2 separate regions of the Homo sapiens genome follow, and region 1 is linked to region 2. Evidence: chromatin loops called from intact Hi-C (ENCODE). Cell type or tissue: ascending aorta. All regions are shown on one strand. Each heading gives the region's core, and the rest is flanking DNA. Links, peaks and the distances in the headings are about the cores only.

What was found. Hi-C counts contacts between places; a loop is a spot of excess contacts. Peaks named below come from ENCODE experiments on the same cell type or tissue, not always from the same donor. Only the 100,000 strongest peaks of a DNase experiment are listed, where the experiment ranks them.
Region 1: it touches region 2 in a loop (6-fold over the local background); 2 of 110 quality-filtered maps call a loop at or near these places.

The regions. Positions count from the first base shown.
Region 1 is chr7:99,908,478-99,918,075 of GRCh38, forward strand. TRIM4 (tripartite motif containing 4) reads right to left here. Exons shown (of 6, transcript NM_033091.3): 2 at 1,088-1,183; 3 at 105-335. Among named protein-coding and RNA genes, the nearest start is that of TRIM4, 6.3 kb to the right of the region's middle. In ascending aorta, for the core only: a CTCF peak has its summit at 4,838 (motif pointing right); a DNase peak (open chromatin) is centred at 4,854; H3K4me3 peaks cover 167 bases; H3K27ac peaks cover 70 bases.
Region 2 is chr7:101,238,771-101,248,368 of GRCh38, forward strand. It overlaps FIS1 (fission, mitochondrial 1), which reads right to left and starts at 6,311. Exons shown (of 5, transcript NM_016068.3): 1 at 6,190-6,311; 2 at 5,237-5,369; 3 at 2,060-2,136; 4 at 1,372-1,477; 5 at 702-1,133. The coding sequence starts at 6,234. The coding sequence ends at 1,036. It also overlaps a transcript of CLDN15 not described here. RefSeq lists enhancers at 1,150-1,693, 5,955-6,004, 6,095-6,334. In ascending aorta, for the core only: a CTCF peak has its summit at 5,630 (motif pointing left); DNase peaks (open chromatin) are centred at 5,221, 5,621, 6,051 and 6,341; H3K4me3 peaks cover 2,713 bases; H3K27ac peaks cover 2,672 bases.

The sequences.
Region 1 (9,598 bases), core at 999-8,998, 1.3 Mb before region 2:
GACATGTCTATGAAACCCACTCACCAGGAAGGACATTCAGCTCTAAAGACAAGAGAGAGTTCAGTTAGTGAAGATGAGATCACCCCCACTCGTAACTGTCTCACCTGAAGCAGCTCCAGGGTGGGAGCCTGGCTCTTCTCCCCCACCTCTAAGATGAGCTTCTTCAATGAAGCGATAGTTTGATTGAGTTTTAACGTGTTCTCATTCAGCTTCTTCTTCGTCTCTTCTTCTTCTTTGTTCAATCTCTGAAGAAACAGGTCCTCTTCTTCAACCAGGAAGTTGTGCAGCTTTGAAAACTCCGTGCTGATTCTCATTCGCTGACTCTTTATCTTATCCTAAGGCCACATGAGATTTGCTCACTCCTTTTTCTGCCTGACCCCAGCTACTAAATTCCTTACACAATTCCCCAGTAATCCACAGTCAATCCTAATCAAACCCTCTTGAAAAGCTCCTGCCCACCCCCACTAAAATTTCCATTACTCCTTTATTTATACCTACTTGATAGCTCTGTCTAGTCATTATAGTATTCATTCATTCTTCCTAACATTTCAGTCTCTACTACTGACAAGTTTTAAACTAAAACAAACTTTCACATCTACTACTTAGTTTAGCCTTCAGAACTCGTTTAGTTTTACCAAATCTTTAGGAGTGTGAGGGTGTGTGTGTGTGTGTGTGTGTGTGCGTGTGTGTGTGCATCCATTCATCTGTTTCTTTCCACAATGCCATGGGCCCAAACCGACTCTAACCTAGGGAGTATATTTAGGAAAAAGTAGGAAGGAGAGGGGTGCTACCTTAAAGTAGAGACATGGGGATGAAGTATGCGGAACTCATTATCACCCAAAGCCACTAGCAGCAGGGACAGGTACTTCCTCTCCTATCCCCGTATCTACAAGGGGCCTGACAACTGAACTGACACCCAGAAAGCTCTTCTTTCAGTCACATGATATGGAGGAAACAGAGGTTCTGAGGCATCCAAGACTCTACGTGAACTGCAAAACCCCATGACCAAAAGGACCTCAGAAGCAAGAAATGTCCCAGACCAAAAGGACCTCAGGAGCAAGAAATATCCAACCACTTCTGCCATTACCTTCCACTGTGTGGCGTTCTTCACTTCTACATCCTGTAAATGCATGACTTTCTTCATCTTGGCCACGAGATTACGCTGAGACTTAAGAAGTTTCTCCTGCCAGCAGAAACACACACAGGTAAGAAAACACATCTCCAACCATCATCATCTTCTTTTTTCTTTTTGTTTTTTTTTTTTTTTTTTTTTGAGACAAAGTCTCACTTTGTCACCCAGGTTAGACTGCAGCGGCCTGATCATGGCTCACTACAGCCTCAGCATCCCAAGCTCAAGTGATCCTCCCACCTCAGCCTCCCAAGTAGCTGGACTACAGGCATGCTCCGTCAGGTCCAACTAATTTTTTTATGTTTCGTAGAGACAAAGTCTCCCTATGTTGCCCAGGCTGGTCTTGAACTCCTGGGCTCAACAGATCCTCCCACCTCAGCCTCCCAAAGTGCTGGGATTACAGCCATGAGCCACCACGCCTGGCAACTTCATTTTTTAAGAGCTAAAAGTCACCTAATCAAAACAGAGAATGAGATTGAAAAAATGCTGAAGACGGTCACAGGCCTATGATAAGAACTATTCTGGTCTGAAATCATCACAACACTATATTGAGTTTTCCTGGTAAGTTAGCAAAAACTAAAAACTGTTAGAAGATTAGCAAATATCTACTACTGGCAGAGAGAAGGCCTCTGGCACCACAGGAGATTAAAAACGTGCCTTTTTTTGATGGACAACTGGCAGGATTTAACAAAATTTTAAATGGGTATAATGCTACTTCTAATAATCTATGCAACAAAACACTAGCAAAAATAACCAATATGTAAAGAAATGGTCACTATAGCATTATTCATTATCCACTAATTAGGAATTATTAAATAAATTATGTTATATTGATACTTTGCATCAATTTCAGGTAGCTGTCTATATATTGACATGAAATACACAATAAGTTGAAAGCAAGCCATAAGACAATATGTATTGTACAATTCTGTTTTGAAAAGAATAAACGTGTCTATGCGCATACGTGTTTATCTATGTGTGTGTATTTGTATGTGAAAGCAAGGGAAATCTGGAAGGATGTATACCCAAGTATTAACATTGGTGACTTCCAAGGAAAAAGAATGGCTTACGAATTTGGAGGTGGGGTACTAGAAATTTTATGCATTTTTGCTTTAATTTCTACAAGTGGCATATGCCATTTTTGTAATTTAAAAACCCGAGTAAGTTATTAAAAAATAAAGCAAGTCAATCAACATTGACAAATTGGGCTGAGGGGCAGCACCCGATAGTAGGATGTCAGCTGCGAGTGCAGAGATGGAAGCAGAAATGTTAGAGAAACACACAAGAGAAAAACCCACAGGAACTGATGATCAAATGGCTGCAGGAGGAAAGGGTCCAGATTTAGCCCCTCAGTTGTGGTTTAAGTAACTGGATGGACTGCAGGTTATTTATCAAATTAGAAAATATAGGAAGAAGAGCAGTGTGTAAATGGGAGGAAGGAAAATAAATTTCACCTAAATAAATTGAGTCTGAGATGCCTGTGGGACATCCAAGTGGATATGTTAGCAATTAGAGTTGGGAAGGAGATCTATGCTGCAGAAGCAGATTTCGGGATTAAAGCACAGGTGGCAGTTGGAGCCTTGGGTGAGCGTAAAATCACCCAGTAAGATTCTATAGAGTAAGAGGATCAAGGCTAGAACTGGCAACAACTACATTTAAGCAGTATGTAGAAAATAAAAATCCTGCAAAGAAGCTAAGGTGAGCAGTTGGTGAAAAACCAAGAGAGAATGGTTTCTCCTATGCCAAAGGAAGAGACCATTTAAATTACAAAACTAGTGAATAGTGTCAAATGCTGGAGGGTGGCCTGGGCAACTTTCTGTAAGTCTCACTATATGTCAAAATAAACAAAAAATTAAAAAAATTAAAAATAAATTTAAAAAACTAAAAGAAAAGAAATGATTAGAACTAAAAAATAATCTGTACAACTTTTTAAATTCTTCCCCAGAAAACTAACAATTACTAATAGGTATAACTTTTCATCCAATCATTTACAAGTGACAATGGTTAAAATCAAGTTAAATAACTGACAAGGTTGATAACATCAAAGTTGGCAAGGGTATGGAGCAACTGGAACTCTTACACAACATTAGCAGGCGAATGAAATGCTACCACCATTTTGGAAGAAGGTTCAGTGTAAAACTAAACATACATTAATCCTAGGGTACAGCAATTCTACTCCTAGACCCTGGAAAAATGAAAACATGTACCCATAAATAGACCTGTACAAGAATATTCATCGCAGCTTTATTCACAATAGCTAGAAGCTGGAAACAGTCCAGGTATTCATTGATAGGAAGGTGGATAAATAATGGCAAAAACCGCAATTACATTTGCACCAACCTATACAAAAATGGATAAATCTCAAAATCAATATGCTGAGCAAAAGGATCCATACAGACAATGGAATTCCATTTATATGAAGTTCTGGAACAGGCAAAACCTAATTTGTGTTTGAAAAAAAATCAGAACGGTGGTTGCCCTGGTAGGGGAAGGGTGCAGAGAATAACTGGGAAAGGGCATGAAAGAATTCTCTGGATGGTAATATCCTTTATCTTGAGAAGGGCATTTGTCAAAGCTCAGCAAATGTACAACTAAGATTTGTGTTTTTCATGGTATTAAATTTTACCTCAAAAAATACCATAGGCCAGGCACGGTGGCTCACGCCTGTAACCCCAGCATTTTGGGAGGCCAAGGCAGGTGGACAGCTTGAGGCCAAGAGTTCGAGACCAGCCTGGGCAACATGGTGAAACCCTGTCTCTACTAAAATACAAAAGAAATAGCCAGGTGTGGTGGCACAAGCCTGTAATCCAGCTACTTGGGAGGCTGAGGCATGAGAATCGCTTGAACCCAGAGGCAAAGGTTTCAGTGAGCCGAGATCACACCACTGCACTCCAGCCTGGGTAACAGAATGAGACTCTACATATTAAAAAAAAAAAATAATACCATAAACAAATGTTAAATCTGGTTAATGATATACATGCTGAAGTATTTTGTTTGCAATTGAATTTTAAAAGCATCAAAAGGAAATAAGAATTGATGTATTCAGAGAGATACAGACAAATGGACAGCTATGTGATAAAAGAGTCAAATGTTAATGGTAGAATCTACATGTGGGTACACTGGTGTTACTACAAAATTCTTCCAACTTTGATGTATGCTTGAAATTTTCATGGTAAAATGAAATAGGAAAACAAAATTAAATTATAAAAGGGATTCATACAGTTCTGTTAAATGGCACAATACCATCTGTGCTATTCTGTTTCTACCATGATGTTTCCTAACATTATATCATCTATTTACTATCTCTAGTAGTTAACTTTAATAGGCATGTAACCCTGCTACTCTCTCATGTAATTTCACTTTATTCAATTATAACTGCCGCTTTGTGGTCACTGTCAAATTTGATGTATATGAGGTTTGTAATGAGATATATATTAGTTCCTTCAAATAGGACCAAGTTTTTGAAAGTTTTCACTTTGCTTGATAATGAAAAATATAATAATCTACTAAATAGAGATTTTCTATGTCTTAAAAAGCCTTAACAAGTCAGTATGCATGAATTCTCTCATATGGTTCTACTACTCAAGACTCTACCCAAGTTTTTTTCAATCTGGCCACAGTTGGAATCTAAACTGGGAGGTGAGTTAACTTGACAGCCTTGGTGGAAGTTAGAAAACACTTTCCCTGCAACAACAGAAACTGCCAGGAGGTGGCAGGAGCGCAACACCAAGCATTTCAATCTGGGTTAGAAATACCAGAAATTTTAAAAATCACTCTCTCAGCTAGGTGCGGTGGCTCACGCCTGTAATCCCAGCACTTTGGGAGGCCAAGGCGGGCAGATTACGAGGTCAGGAGTTCCAGAGCAGCCTGACCAACATGGTGAAACCCCGTCTTTACTAAAAATACAAAAAAAAATTAGCCGGGCATGGTGGCACACGCCTGTAATCCCAGCTACTCAGGAAGCTGAGGCAGGAAAATCGCTTGAACCCGGGAGGTGGAGGTTGCAGTGAGCTGGGATCGCGCCACTGCACTCCAGCCTGGGCAACACAGTGAGACTCCATCTCAAATAAATAAATAAATAAATAAATAAAAATAATAATTTTTTTAAAAATCACTTTCTCTTAATTTAGCACCAGAAAATTATACGTATATGAAAACACAAGTGTAATAAAAGAGCATACTTTTATAGAATGAAGACATTTACTGACTTGTGATCATGTAGCTCAAACAACATTAAACTTCCAAAGATCTTAGTTTCACTCTAGACCTTCAAACCAGCTGTGCATCTGTGAGCAAGTCAGCCTTGCTTATTTCCTGGATCAAGGCTTCCTTAACTATAAAATGAAGACAACTGGACCAAATGTCTCTTAAATACCATCCCAGCTCTTGAGTTCTATGAATTTCAGTCACTGTAACTTCTGCAATTGATCCAAGCTGGTAGGTGTACTTTGGAAATATACCTCAAATCTACCTACATGCCAAACCCCACTGCCACCGCTAGTTGAAGCCACCATCATCTTTTGTCTGACAACTACAATAACCTCCCGACTGCCCTCCCTACTTACAGTCATGTCCTTCTCTCATACAATATCCACAACGCAGCCACAGTGGCACGATCATAGCTCACTGCAGCCTCGAACTCCTGAGTGCAAGTGATCCTCTAGTCTCGGCCTCCCGAATAGCTGGGACTACAGATGTGCATCACTACATCCAGCTAATTTTTGTATTTTTTGTAGAGATGGGATCTCACAGTTGCCTAGGCTGGTCTTGAACTCCCGGACTCAAGCAATCCTCCTGCCTCAGCCTCCCAAAGTGCCAGGATTATAGGCATAAGCCACCACACCTGGCCTTGGAATAACTTTTCTAAAAACTAATCAGATATTGTCACTCTCCTGCTCAAGATTCTTCACTGGCTTTCCTCTTCACCAAGAAAATCTGAACACTTCATTGTGGCCCAACATAAGCTGACCGCTGCCTACATCTCGTTTCACATCGCATGCCACCTTTCCCCTTGCTCTTGGTCCTCCAGGTGCAGAGACCTTCTTCCTACCCCATAAACATATCCAGCTCTCCCCCGCCTCAGGGCCTCTTCCCACAGTTCCTCAGATGGCAGACTCTGCATCCAGCAAGTTTCAGCTGCAATGTCACCTCCTAAGAGAAGACTGCTCCCTTCTCTGGCATAGCACTTTTTCTTTTTTTCTTTTTTTCTTTTTTTTTTCTTGAGACGGAGTCTTGCTCTGTCACCCAGGCTGAAGTGCAGTGACATGATCTCGGCTCACTGCAACCTCCGCCTCCCGGATTCAAGCAATTCTCCTGCCTCAGCCTCCCAACTAGCTGGGATTACAGGTGCCCACCGCCGCACCTAGCTGATTTTTGTATTTTTAGTAAAGACAGGGTTTCACCATGTTGGCCAGGCTGGTCTCAAACTCCTGACCTCAAGGGATCCTCGCGTCTCAGCCTCCCAAAGTGCTGGGATTACAGGCGTGAGCCACTGCGCCTGGCCTAGGATAGCACTTTCTTTTTCTTTCCCAGCATGCCATCACCATCTGTGATTATTTCATTTATTTGTCTGTCTGCTATCTACCTCCCACCCTCAGCCCAACTGGACTGTGAGCTCCATGGAAAGCCTTTACCTGTCTTGTTCACCACTGGATTCCCAGTGCTGCATCTGGTGCCGTGCCACAGCATCTGACACAAAGCCAGTGCTCAATAAACATCTTAAATTAATTAACAGAATGGAGGGATTAGCTCCTAGAGTCAGGCATGAAGGAAAAAAGAGCTGCACTTGGAGGCCTTTTCCATGCAAACAATTTGCATCCGGAGATTTATGAAGCTATTTCTCTTTCTCTTTTCTCTTTTTCTCCCCTCACCATAACGGGTATAGGATGGGGATATTTTCCATGGATTTAGGGAACTTCCAGCTATCCAACTTTTAAAACACAGTCCATCCATCTGAGTATATGCTGAGAATGGGATGCTTGGAAATAAAGCAGCTTCACCCAGGGGCAGTTTATGTTTTTCTAACTAACTTGGGGTGGGGATGGAATGAAAGGTGGTTGAATAGGGCAGTGACTAAGCAGAGGAGGATGGAGAGATGGGCGGATATCAGGGAATTCCGCCCAGTGACCTGGCTCCTGAACACCTACGAAGTCAACCTTGTGACATTCAGCCCATCCCAGTGTAACCCTTACCCATCCACTCCTGTCCTGTTGGGCCATTGTGTTTAATCCTGAAATCCCACCTCTTCTAAGAAGTCTTCTCAGATTAGTTGTGGCAGAGTGAAAAGTGTAAAGGATTAGGGGTTAGAAGACCTCAGTTCAAGCATAGCCACTTCCTAGTTCTGTGACCTCGGGGGCATGTAACCTCACATCTCTGTGGCACAGTTGCCTCATCTTCAAAAAGGGAATAACAGAATCCACCTAATAGGATGTCTATGAAGATTAAAGAATTACAGTATGAAAAATGCTTAGAACTGTGGGTGGTACGTAAGAAGTAATGAACAACTGATAGCTATTACTGCTGAAGATGGAAGATTTAAGGGCTATGTTCCCCTTTCATACCCATCCACTTATATTTCCCTCGGCCCCCACCCACAAGTGTATTTTCCCTTCCATTTATCTGATGGGTCCTCTCCATGTCTTTTGCTGGCTACCAACCATTGGTGTTTCCCAAGCTTCTCTTTGTGCCTTTTTTTACTCTCTATGTGGTCCTCCTAGGAGAATCTCATCTTCTTACTTCTTCCATGACTTCAAGAACAGGCTGAGGATTCTAAAATATTATCTCTAGCCTCCAAGGCACCCCACCTCCTGTCCCTCTTCCTTGGACTTCCTGTCACAATTACTTCACACTCAGTACATTCCACAAGCATGGGATCTTCTGTCCTAAGACTACGCTTCCTCCTGTGTACCTTACCTCAGTTAACCTGACAGTCATCTACCTGCCATCTGAAGCAGAAATCTGAACTACCATCCAAGACTCCTCTCTCTCTCACCCACCAAGTCTAATTGATCACCAAGTCATTCAACTCCAGCTCATTATCACTCCATCCCTCCCTCTCCATCATCCCTGCCCTGAACTAATTCAGGTCTTTATTACCTCCTGCTTAAAATGGTACAAGAGCAGCCTAATTAGTCTTCTCTTCCATTCATCCACGTGGATGTCAAAGTTACCTGTCTAAAACAAAAAAAACGATCATATCATTCCCTGCCTTAAAACCCTTTTATAACTCCCCACTGCCTGAAAGAGAAAGTTCAATCTTTTTACTATGGCAAACAAGATCCTTCATGATAAGGCCCTGCCTTTTTCTTCAAGCTCATGGCCCACCATCCTCCTTCCCATGCTCCATGCTCCAGAAGTACTGAGCAACCTCCAGTCCTCTCACACACCACATGCTATCCCACTCCACCACATTTGGAATATGCTGTTCCTTTGGCCTGAAATACCTTCTTTCCTACCTCTACTCACCCTTGAAGAGCTAACACATTTAACTCCTCAACGGAGCCTTTCCTCACTCCTCAGTGATCACTCCGACCTCAGACCTTCTGTACACTTGGTAAATACTTCAGCTACTCTCACACACACTGAAATTAATGTTGTACACGCTTAAGTTCCTTACAAGACAAAGCCCATGTCTTTCTCATCCACTTATGTCCAGATTCTAAAACAATGTTTGGCAAATAGTAAGCATCAATAAACGTTACTGAGTGAAGGAATGAACATACACTTTCTAGTCCAGCTTTGTGTCTGTTTCCTGTTCATAGTCAGCTGGTACAACTGTACAGTATTTTACAGTTTCCAAACATTTTCACTGTGTCATTAAATTCATGTGTTTGGCCAGGAAAGCTTGCTCACGCCTGTAATCCCAGCACTTTGGGAGGCCAAGGTGGGTGGATCACCTGAGGTCAGGAGTTCGAGACCAGCCTGACCAACATAGTGAAACCCTGTCTTCACTAAAAATACAAAATTAGCTGGGCATGCTGGCAGGTGCCTGTAATCCCAGCTACTCGGTAAGCTGAGGCAGGAGAATCACTTGAACCCGGGAGGTGGAGGTTGCAGTGAGTTGAGATCTCACCACTGCATTCCAGCCTGGGCAACAAGAGCGAAACTCCATCTCAAAAACAATAATAATAAAATAAATAAATAAATTCATGTGTTCATGTACTTACTGCATATCAATTCTGCTGGAGACCACTGGAGTTACACCATCAGTAATGGGAGGGGGTGGGGCTACTCTGGAAAGGATGATCAGGGAAGGTCTTCAAGCTAAAAGCTAAAAGGATCTAAAGGATAGATGTGGGTAGAGAAAGAGAACAGACTTGAAACAAAAGCAAGAAAGCCAGTATGGCTGAAGCAGAGTAAGGTAAAGTGATTTATTCAACCGGAGCTTCTTAACCCATGAGATAGGACAGATAATCCCCAAATTCAAATGTTACAGGATTTTCCCAACTGATGAAGGAAGCTAGTAACAAA
Region 2 (9,598 bases), core at 978-8,977:
TTAATGATGATGGATTAGCAGCCTCTGGTCCCCATCCCGAGCCAGTGCAGAGCACCTGTCCCAGAGCAGACACTCTCATCTCCTGCTCCGGTTCCCTAGGGCTCTGTCCCTGGGGGCCATCAGCGCTGGCTGCGCACCTCCCTGGCCCCACGGCCCTGCTGGGCTTCTCCGGCCTCCCCTCAGGTGTCTCCTCCCTACTCCTGTGCTGGCCTGGGCTGTGGAACGAGAGGTATGCGGTGAAGCAAAACAGGCCCATGCCGAGCCTGGCACGAGGGGGCGAAGCTGGCTAGGTGGGGCTGAGTCCTGACCTTCCAGCCCACAGGCGAGAGCTGGGGCTCCCTGGGCTCTGACCTCTCCCGGGACCCCCGCCTACTCCATGCCAGATGCAGGATTCCTTCCCCTACTGGGCTCCCCCTCCCCCAGAGGAGGAGGTAGGAGGAAGGGGAGGCCACAGGAAGACAAAGGGAGGGGAGGGTGGGGAGGAGGAAGCCAAGGGGGCCTGCTGTGGAAAACTCCACAGAAGTAGCTGAGTGGGTCAGAGGAGAATGCAGGCCTGAAGCCCGGCCTGGCCCCGAAGTTCTGCCCGCCCATGCTCAGGTCACTGCCTTCTCCCAGGACTCTGGGACCATGGAAAAGCCCCATGTCTCCGAGCTGCCCGGCACTCTCAAGGACATGGCTTCAGGAAAGGGAGGAAGGAAGGGTGTGGGCTCTGGGCTGCGGGGTGGACAAAGAACCCCGTGCCAACCTGGAGGGCAGGGGCAGGAGAGGACCAGGAGTGACGTCTCCGCCCCCTGTGCCCAGCGTTCAGAACCCACCCCTCCCCTCAACGCAGACACGGGGGTTCCCAAGCCACAGCCCCGTTTTATTTACACTCATCCCAAAGCACATGATGGGGCTGAAGGACGAATCTCAGGGGAGCAGAAATTAGCTGAAGGCCACAGAGGATAGAGACGGGGGGCAGGGGGAGAACAGGGAAAGGACAGCGAGGATGGACAGGCCCTCCTGGAGCGTTCTCCGTGGGCTCCCGCGTCTCCTTCAGGATTTGGACTTGGACACAGCAAGTCCGATGAGTCCGGCCAGTCCCGCCACACCCAGGGCCATGCCTCCCACGATGGCCATGCCCACGAGTCCATCTGGGGAAGGAAAGGGACAGTGTCAGGAGCCCGGCCCCTGCGGAAACCCTGACCGTCCCCTTCCGCCAGCCCTGCCCCTCAACAGAGGCACACCCCTACCTGGAGTCGCAGGGCAAGGGGCTCTAAGAACTGGAAGGGGTGGGGCTGAGGGGCTGCCTGGAGGGGTTCATTTACAGAGAGACCAAAGTGCCCAGGCGTGGGGAAGAGCGGGGCTGAACAAAGGGGCCGAGGCTGTCACCTTTCTTCATGGCCTTGTCAATGAGCCGCTCCAGTTCCTTGGCCTGGTTGTTCTGGGGCTCTGTCTGCAGCAACCCGCGGACGTACTTTAAGGCCTTCTCGTATTCCTGCGCTCGGGGAAACGCGCACGCGTCATACACACCGCAGTGTTTTTTTGTTTGTTTGTTTTTTAATAAGAGACGGGGTCTTGCTCTGTTGCCCACGCTGGACGGCAGCGTCGCAATCACAGCCCACTGCAACCTCAAACTCCCAGGCTCAAGCAGTCCTCCCGCCTCAGCCTCCTGAGTAGCCGGGATTACAGGCGTGAGCCACTGGGCCGGCTACACCTCAGTATCCACCACTCCCCCTGCCCACGTGAAGGGCCTTCCCTTCTTCAGCCCTGGGGGCTCCTCCCTCGACCTCCACCCACTCCCTCCCTCCAGCCCCACCCCACGGAGTAGAGTCCACAAACAACCCCAACTCTGCGGGAGATAACAGCGCAAGGCTTGGGCCTGCACCCAGTCTCTTGACGTCACCTTCCTCCCCACCCCCTCGCCACTCTGATCTTCCCTCGGAGTCCTCATCTGACACCGCTCTGCACCTCTGCACCCCTTCAGCCTTCCCGCTGTCCAGGGCTCCACCCTGGAGGACACAGTAAGAAGGTCCTGCAGCCCCAGAGGAGGGTGAAGGGAACGGGGTCCCCACCTCACCTTGAGCCGGTAGTTCCCCACGGCCAGGTAGAAGACGTAATCCCGCTGTTCCTCCTTGCTCCCTTTGGGCAGCAGCTCTGGGGAGGGGCAGAGAAGAGGGTGAGAAATGCTTCTTTCCTAATACTTTCCTAATACTGTGTCCCAGAGGCCCCTTCCACTCTCTGAATGCCTCTGTGATCCTGGGAGGGTCACAGTCCTAAGCCTCCCTTTCAGCTCCAGTCACTCCCAGCACCCTAGCCAGAGCTCTGGGACAGGGTGAACCCCAGCTGTGCCAACACCCCAGTGACAGAACATGCCTTTTATCAGTATTACAGTCAACTGGTCCATCCAACTGAAATGAGGAAATCGGGGCCCTGGAGAAGCCAAAGGCAGCGTGACTCAGTTTTGGCATCTGCTGTGGTATTTTTTTTCAGACGGAGTTTCACTCGTCGCCCAGGCTGCGGTGCAATGGCGTGATCTCGGCTCACTGCAACCTTCGCCTCCTGGGTTCAAGCGATTCTCCTGCCTCGGTTTCCCGAGCAGCTGGAATTACAGGTGCCCGCCACCACGCCTGGCTAATTTTTGTATTTTCAGTAGAGATGGAGTTTCACCATGTTGGCCAGGCTGGTCTCAAACTCCTGACCTCAAGTGATCTGCCTGCCCTGGCCTCCCAAAGTGCTGCCGTTGTGGTTTTAACTAAACTGCCTGCTGTACAATTATTGTTTAAAAAAAAAAAAGTTAGGACTCCCTCCCCCTTTAAAAAAATCAGCTCAAAACTCACCTTCAATCAGCCTTCCCCGAAGACCCCACCTGACTTTGTCTTCCTTCCTTTTTTTTTTTTTTTTTTTTTTTTTTAAAGAGACAGGGTGGGCCGTGAGCCGTAGCTCATGACTATAATCCCAGCACTTTGGGAAGCTGAGCCGGGCGGATCACCTGAGGTCGGGAGTTTGAGACCAGCCTGACCAACATGGAGAAACCCCGTCTCTACTAAAAATACAAAATTAGCCGGGCGTGTTGGCACATGCCTGTAATCCCAGCTGTTCGGGAGGCTGGGGCAGCAGAATTGCTTGAATGCGGTAGGCAGAGGTTGCGGTGAGCCAAGATTGCACCATTGCACACTCAGTCTCGGGAAAAAAAAAACAAAAAACGGAGACAGGGTCTCGCTCTGTCACTCCAGTCTGGAGCACAGTAGCATGTCCATGGCTCACTGCAGCCTCAAACTCCTGGGGTCAGTGATCCTCCTGCCTCAGCCTCCCAAGTAGCTGGGACTATAAGCACACACCACCATGCCTGGCTAATTTAAACATCTTTGTTACACAGACAGGCCAGGTGGTCTCAAATTCCTGACTTCAAGCCATCCTCTGGCCTTGGCCTCCCAAAGTGCTGAGATTACAGGCATGAGCCACAGTGCCTGGCCCCACCTGACTTTCTTAATTCAGAGACTTCCCAGAGGATAACTGTACTGTATGCACTAGAATTTGTTGCTAAATAATTCTGCAGGTGTTTATAAATCTTCCTGTCTGTACTGTTTTCTCAACTAGACTGGCAACACTTAGAGAGGCTGTTTCTTCTACACCTACACCCTGCTGTAGAATAAACCTGAAAATCTGAATTGCCGAAGTAGACAAACATAGGGTAAAATTATTTGTATCTTTTAAGAAAGAGTCTTATTTTTATAGTTTTTTTTTTTTTTTTTTTGAGACGGAGTCTCACTGTGTTGCCCAGGCTGGAGTGCAATGGCGTGATCTTGGCTCACTGCAACCTCTGTCTCCCGAGTTCAAGTGATTCTCCTGCCTCAGCCTACTGCGTAGCTGGGATTAAAGGTGTGCGCCACCAGGCCCAGCTAATTTTTGTATTTTTAGTAGAGACAGGGTTTCACCATGTTGATTAGGCTGGTCTCGAACCCCTGACCTCGTGATCCGCCTGCCCTGGCCTCCCAAGGTGCTGGGATTACAGGTGTGAGCCACTGTGCCTGGCCATTTTTATAGATTTTCAATAGGCATCCTTTGCTAACACAGTCAGCATTCTGTATTCATAGATTCAACGAACCATGGATCAAAAATACTCAGAAAAAAAAAAAAGATAGTTGCATCTGTATTGAACATGAACAGACCTTTTTTTCTTGCCATTATTCCCTAAACAATACAGTATACTATTTACACAGCATTTACATTGTATTTGGTATTATAAGTAATCTACAGATGATTTAAAGTATATGGGAGAAGGTGCACAGGTTACATGTAAATACCATGCGATTTTATATACGGGACTTGGGTGGCTATTGGTATCTGTGGGGGTGGGGTTCCTAGAACCAATCCCCCATGGCTACAGAGGGATGGCTGTACACTGACTGTGTGCTTATAAATGATTATTTGAACACAAGGAGCTACAGAGAAACTAAGTGGTTAAGTATTGTGGCCTCTGACAAATGATGACCCACCTAAAACCAATAGGAAATAGGGTTCCCATCCAAAAAGCACTATCTGGCTGGACGAGGTGGCTCACACCTGTAATCCCAACACTGTGGGAGGCCGAGGTGGGCAGATCACCTGAGGTCAGGAGTTAGAGACCAGCCTGACCAACATGGTGAAACCCTATCTCTACAAAAAATACAAAAATTAGCTGGGCGTGGTAGTGGGCACCTGTAATCCCAGCTACTCAGGATGTTGATGCAGGAGAATTGCTTGAACCGGGAGGTGGTGGTTGCAGTGAGCTGAGACAGCGCCACTGTACTCCAGCCTGGGGGACAGAGCAAGACTCCGTCTCAAACAAAAACAAAAAACAAAAAGCACTATCTGCTCACAATTTTGTAGGACAGTCCTCTGTACCTCTTCCATGCCACAAAAGATTCTCAATAGCTGCTAAGCAACACGGTGGTGGTGTTGGGGGGAAGGGCATGGGCCTAGGTCTCACAAAACAGGAGCTTCTAGTCCCAATTCAGCCATTAACTGATTAGTTGGGTGACCTCAAGTCACTTTCCCAGATCAAGACAGTCCTGGGGGAACTGACATGCTACACTCTGTCTGGCAAAACAATGGTGGGCGGTAAGTAGCCAAAAGTTCACTGGGAGACGTCAAGCTAAGTATAGCCCTTGGTGCAGTAAATCTACCGGAGACAACTCAGAGGTGCCTGGACTACGGGGCCCACATCGCAGAGCAGCCCAGATGGCAGCGGGAAAGGGAGAGTACAGCGCCTCACCCTCGAGCAGCACGATGCCTTTACGGATGTCATCATTGTACTTGCTCCGCACCAGGCACCAGGCGTACTCAAACTGCGTGCTCTTGGACACCGAGCCTGCTGCCTTCTCAGACTGAAATTTCTTTTCAAACTTCTGCCACAGGGGAGGAAAGGAATCATTTAGAAATGTAGGGCGTCAACCATTCTCTATCTGGACATGCCATCTCCCTGGCTCTGCCCCTTTCCCTCGCAGGTCTCGGTATCTGGCACCCCAGCTTCTGCTATCTCCATGCCCGGGACCCAGGCTTTCGGCTCCTCCGGGCCTGCGGGCCAGCTCTTGGGACAGAGGCCCCCGGTCTCCCCTCCCCGCGGCGGTACCGAGCGGAGATGCCACCTGGTGGCAGCTCCAGGCACCGCTCCCGGAGCAGCTGACCCCGGCGGCCGAACAGTAAACACGCTGTCAGAACTGCTCAACAGCCCACGCGGTCCTCATTTGAGGCTGCTGGCCCCATCCTGCCCCACCCTGCCGGGCCTGGACCTTTTATTGTCCAGGAATAGAAGTAGTGCCTACCTCCTAGAGCTACAAAGACTGAGATCTGGCATGCGATGCCTTAGCACCGTGCCGGACGCAGTAATAGGTGACACCTTATGATGGTCACTGTATTCCTCCACCGCTGGAGGAGCGCCCTGAGCTCACAGCTCCTGCATGATCCCAGATCCCGTCAGTCTAACCACGGTCGGGCTCCAGGCCCGTAGTCTGAGGTGTGGGGGGCTCAGGACACTACAACTCCCAGGAGCCTCTGCGGCATAGCAGGCCCTCCGGGCAGGAGCCAGGCGCTGTGGAGGCTGCCGGGAGCCGTAGTTCGGCTTCCCTCGGCCAAGCCGATGCCGGGAGGAGGGTTCGGCCCCTACCTGACTCTCCTCAGGACCCGCCCTCCGACCTTCCCTTTCCCTCTGTCCGGGCCAGGCCTCACCAGCAGGTCCTCCACAGACACCAGCTCGTTCAGCACGGCCTCCATGGCCACTGCCCCCGCGAGCCTCACACTACAGTCTACTGTGCCACAGTCTCCATGGCCCAGTGGCAGGGGCGGAGAACCACTTCCGGCGTCCGGCGGATGCTGGCACGACCTGGCGACGCCCCGCCCCTTCCTCTCAGTTCAGCAGCGCCGGCGGGGCGCTAGTGCGCAGGCTCGGCCGGTCCCTCCAGCCCGCAGACTGCGCGCAGGGAGACCTTCCCCAGGTTGGTCTTCCCAGGTGCCTCAGCCGGTGCCTTCCTCTGTGGAGGCTTCCCTAGGGAAACTGGAGGCCATGTCTTGGCGGTTAGCCCCCAGGATGAAAACAGCAAAAAGAGGGTGGGTAGCTGACCAGAGATCACAGTACATTAGGGTGCCAAGCTGACGCCCCTCAGAAATCTAGGACCTTGGAGGCCACGTGACTATTCATCGCCTGCAACAAAATCTTAACTAGAACCGGGAGCCCGGCGCGTAGCTCACGTCCGAAGCCCAACAACTTGGGAGGCCGCGGCGGGAAGATCGCTGGAGGCCAGGAGTTCAAGACCAGCCTGAGCAACATAGCGAGACCCTATCTCTACAAAATTTTTAAAAAAATCAACCGGCGTGGTGGCGTGCACCTGTACTCCCAGCTACTGGGGCGGCTGAGGCAGGAGGATCGCTTGAGTCCGGGAGTTCGAGGCTGCAGTGAGTTATCGCGCCACTGCACTCCAGCTTGAGCGACAGAGACCTTGTCTCAAAAAACCCACCAACAGCAGCAAACTAGTATCGGGGTTTCTTGGGCCTCTGCTGACTCTCACAATGCAAGAGCAGAGGCAACTGGATCTGTAAACCACACAGCCACACAGGGGTAGTCATAGGAGACACTATCAACGGGAAGTTTTTCAAAAAGCAACGGCCCCATTATTGGCAGAGAAGGTCCAATTTTCAATATTATTTACATAAACCATTTTGGGAGTGCACCCCAGGCGGGAAACCTGCCACATGGGGTCACGGGCAATGGGGAGCTTAGCAGTGAGGAGCTATCAGAGCATGGGAAGGAGAAAGGTGTGGACACCTCTGGCTTCAGTTTCTGTGCAGTGAGGGGACTGGGTAAGTAGCAACTTTCAAATTCTTTTCCCCTTGAGTCACATTGGAGTGTAAGTTCCTTGAGGGCAGAGACTTACCTTGCTTATCCAGCATCTAGCACAGGGCTTGGCAGAGAGTGAGGGCTCAATAAATATTTGTTGAATAAACACGGAAAAAGCAAATTAATTGTAAACAAGGCACTGCACATGCAGGGGATAATCATCCAGACACCTTCCGCGTTTGCAAAGCCCCTTTAATTTTTATTATTTTTTAGAGACAGGGTCTCATTCTGTGGCCCAGGCTGGAGTGCATGCAGCGGCACAATCAGAGCTTACTGCAGCCTTGACCTCCTGAGCTCCTGTAATCCTCCTGCCTTAGTCTCCCAAGAAGCTGGGACTACAGGTGTGCACCACCACACCCAGGTTGTTTTTTGTTTTTTGTTTTTTTTTTCCGAGACAGTTTCTCGCTCTGTCACCCAGGCTGGAGCGCAGTGGCACAATCTCGGCTCACTGCAACCTCCGCCTCCTGGGTTCAAGCGATTCTCTTGCTTCAGCCTCCCAAGTAGCTGGGATTACAGGCGCCGGCCATCACACCCAGCTAATTTTTGTATTTTTAGCAGAGATGGGGTTTTACCATGTCAGCTAGGCTGGTCTGAAACTCTTGACCTCAGGTGATCAGACTGCCTCGGCCTCCCAAAGTGCTGGGATTACAGGCGTGAGCCACCGTGCCCAGCCAAGCCTCTAATATTTTTCTCCTCATAATAGTCTCGTGAGTTAGAAAGACAAGAGTTATTCTTCCCTATTTGGCGTGGATGGTTGAAATGACTGATACAGTAAGCTCTGTAAGCCTTGAGAGAATCCCCAGGTTGGGGAACTGGCTGCCCACTAGCATAAGCCTCAAGGGGAAAACTTCATGTTCATTCAGAGAAGTATACAGCACCTAATTTTGCCTGGGCCTTGGGGTGGCACAAAGGACACTAGGGCTGAGTGCAGTGGCTCACGCCTGTATTCCCAGCAGTTTGGGAGGCCAAAGCGGGTGGATCACCTGAGGTCAGGAGTTCGAGACCAGCCTGGCCAACATGATGAAATCCCATCTTTACTAAAAATACAAAAAATGCACCTCTGCCCAGCCGCTGTGCAACCTTCCAAGTGTGAAGTGACAGCCTTGTATGTGATCTTTCTGCCCTCCCCAAGTTTGCATTTTCAACATTAAAGTTTACTTTTTAATTAAAAAAAAAATATATATATATATATATGCACACAAAAAAAATTAGCCGGGTATGGTGGTGGGTGCCTGTAATCCCAGTTACTTGGGAGGCTGAGGCAGGAGAATCGCTTGAACCCAGGTGGTGGAGGCTGCAGTGAGCCGAGATCCCATCACTGCACTTCAACCTGGGTAACGAGAGCGAAACTCCATCTCTAAAAAAATAAAAAATAAAAAAGATGGACACGATATGAAGCAGGTGACTGAAAACAGGACTGAAGACGGGAGGCAAACACTGGCAGGGCAGGGGACACAGGAAGATGAAGGGGGCACTCCTTCTATTAGGAGGCTCCTTTTTGGGGGGCAGCCTGAACCACAGTCATGTTTATATTTGCTGCAGCCCTTGGTAGAGGCCTGGTGCATGGCAGAAGCACCATCAGGATTTGCTGAATGTCAACAAGGGATGAAGGGAGAGTGATTTACTCAGGTGGCTCAGTTGTGTGCCAATGAAGAGATCCGTAGTCTGTAGCTTTTCAAGTCTAGTTAGCATAGTCATCCACCTCCGACATAGTGATAGAAAGTAGTCCCTGTTAATTTTACACCCAATGGCTGAGCGCGGTGGCTCACGCCTGTAATCCCAGCACTTTGGGAGGCCGAGGCGGGCAGATCACGAGGTCAGGAGATCGAGACCATCCTGGCTAACATGGTGAAACCCCGTCTCTACCAAAAATACAAAAAAGAAATTAGCCGGGCGTGGTGGCGGGCGCCTGTAGTCCCAGCTACTCGGGAGGCTGAGGCAGGAGAATGGCGTGAACCCGGGAGGTGGAGCTTGCAGTGAGCCGAGATCACGCCACTGCACTCCAGCATGGGTGACAGAGCGAGACTCCGTCTGAAAAAAAAACCCTTTCATGCCTTCTCATTGCCCTTAAAACAAACACAGCCTTCAAGGTCCGTTAGGATCTAGCCATGCTTAATTCTCTTCCTCATCTATCACTACCTCTCCTGGTATGTACTATGTACACTGGCCCTATAGGCCTTCCTTCAGCTCTCAAACCCCTGGTGGCCACAGCTCCGCTACACAGGCAGTCCTCTCTGTTTGGAA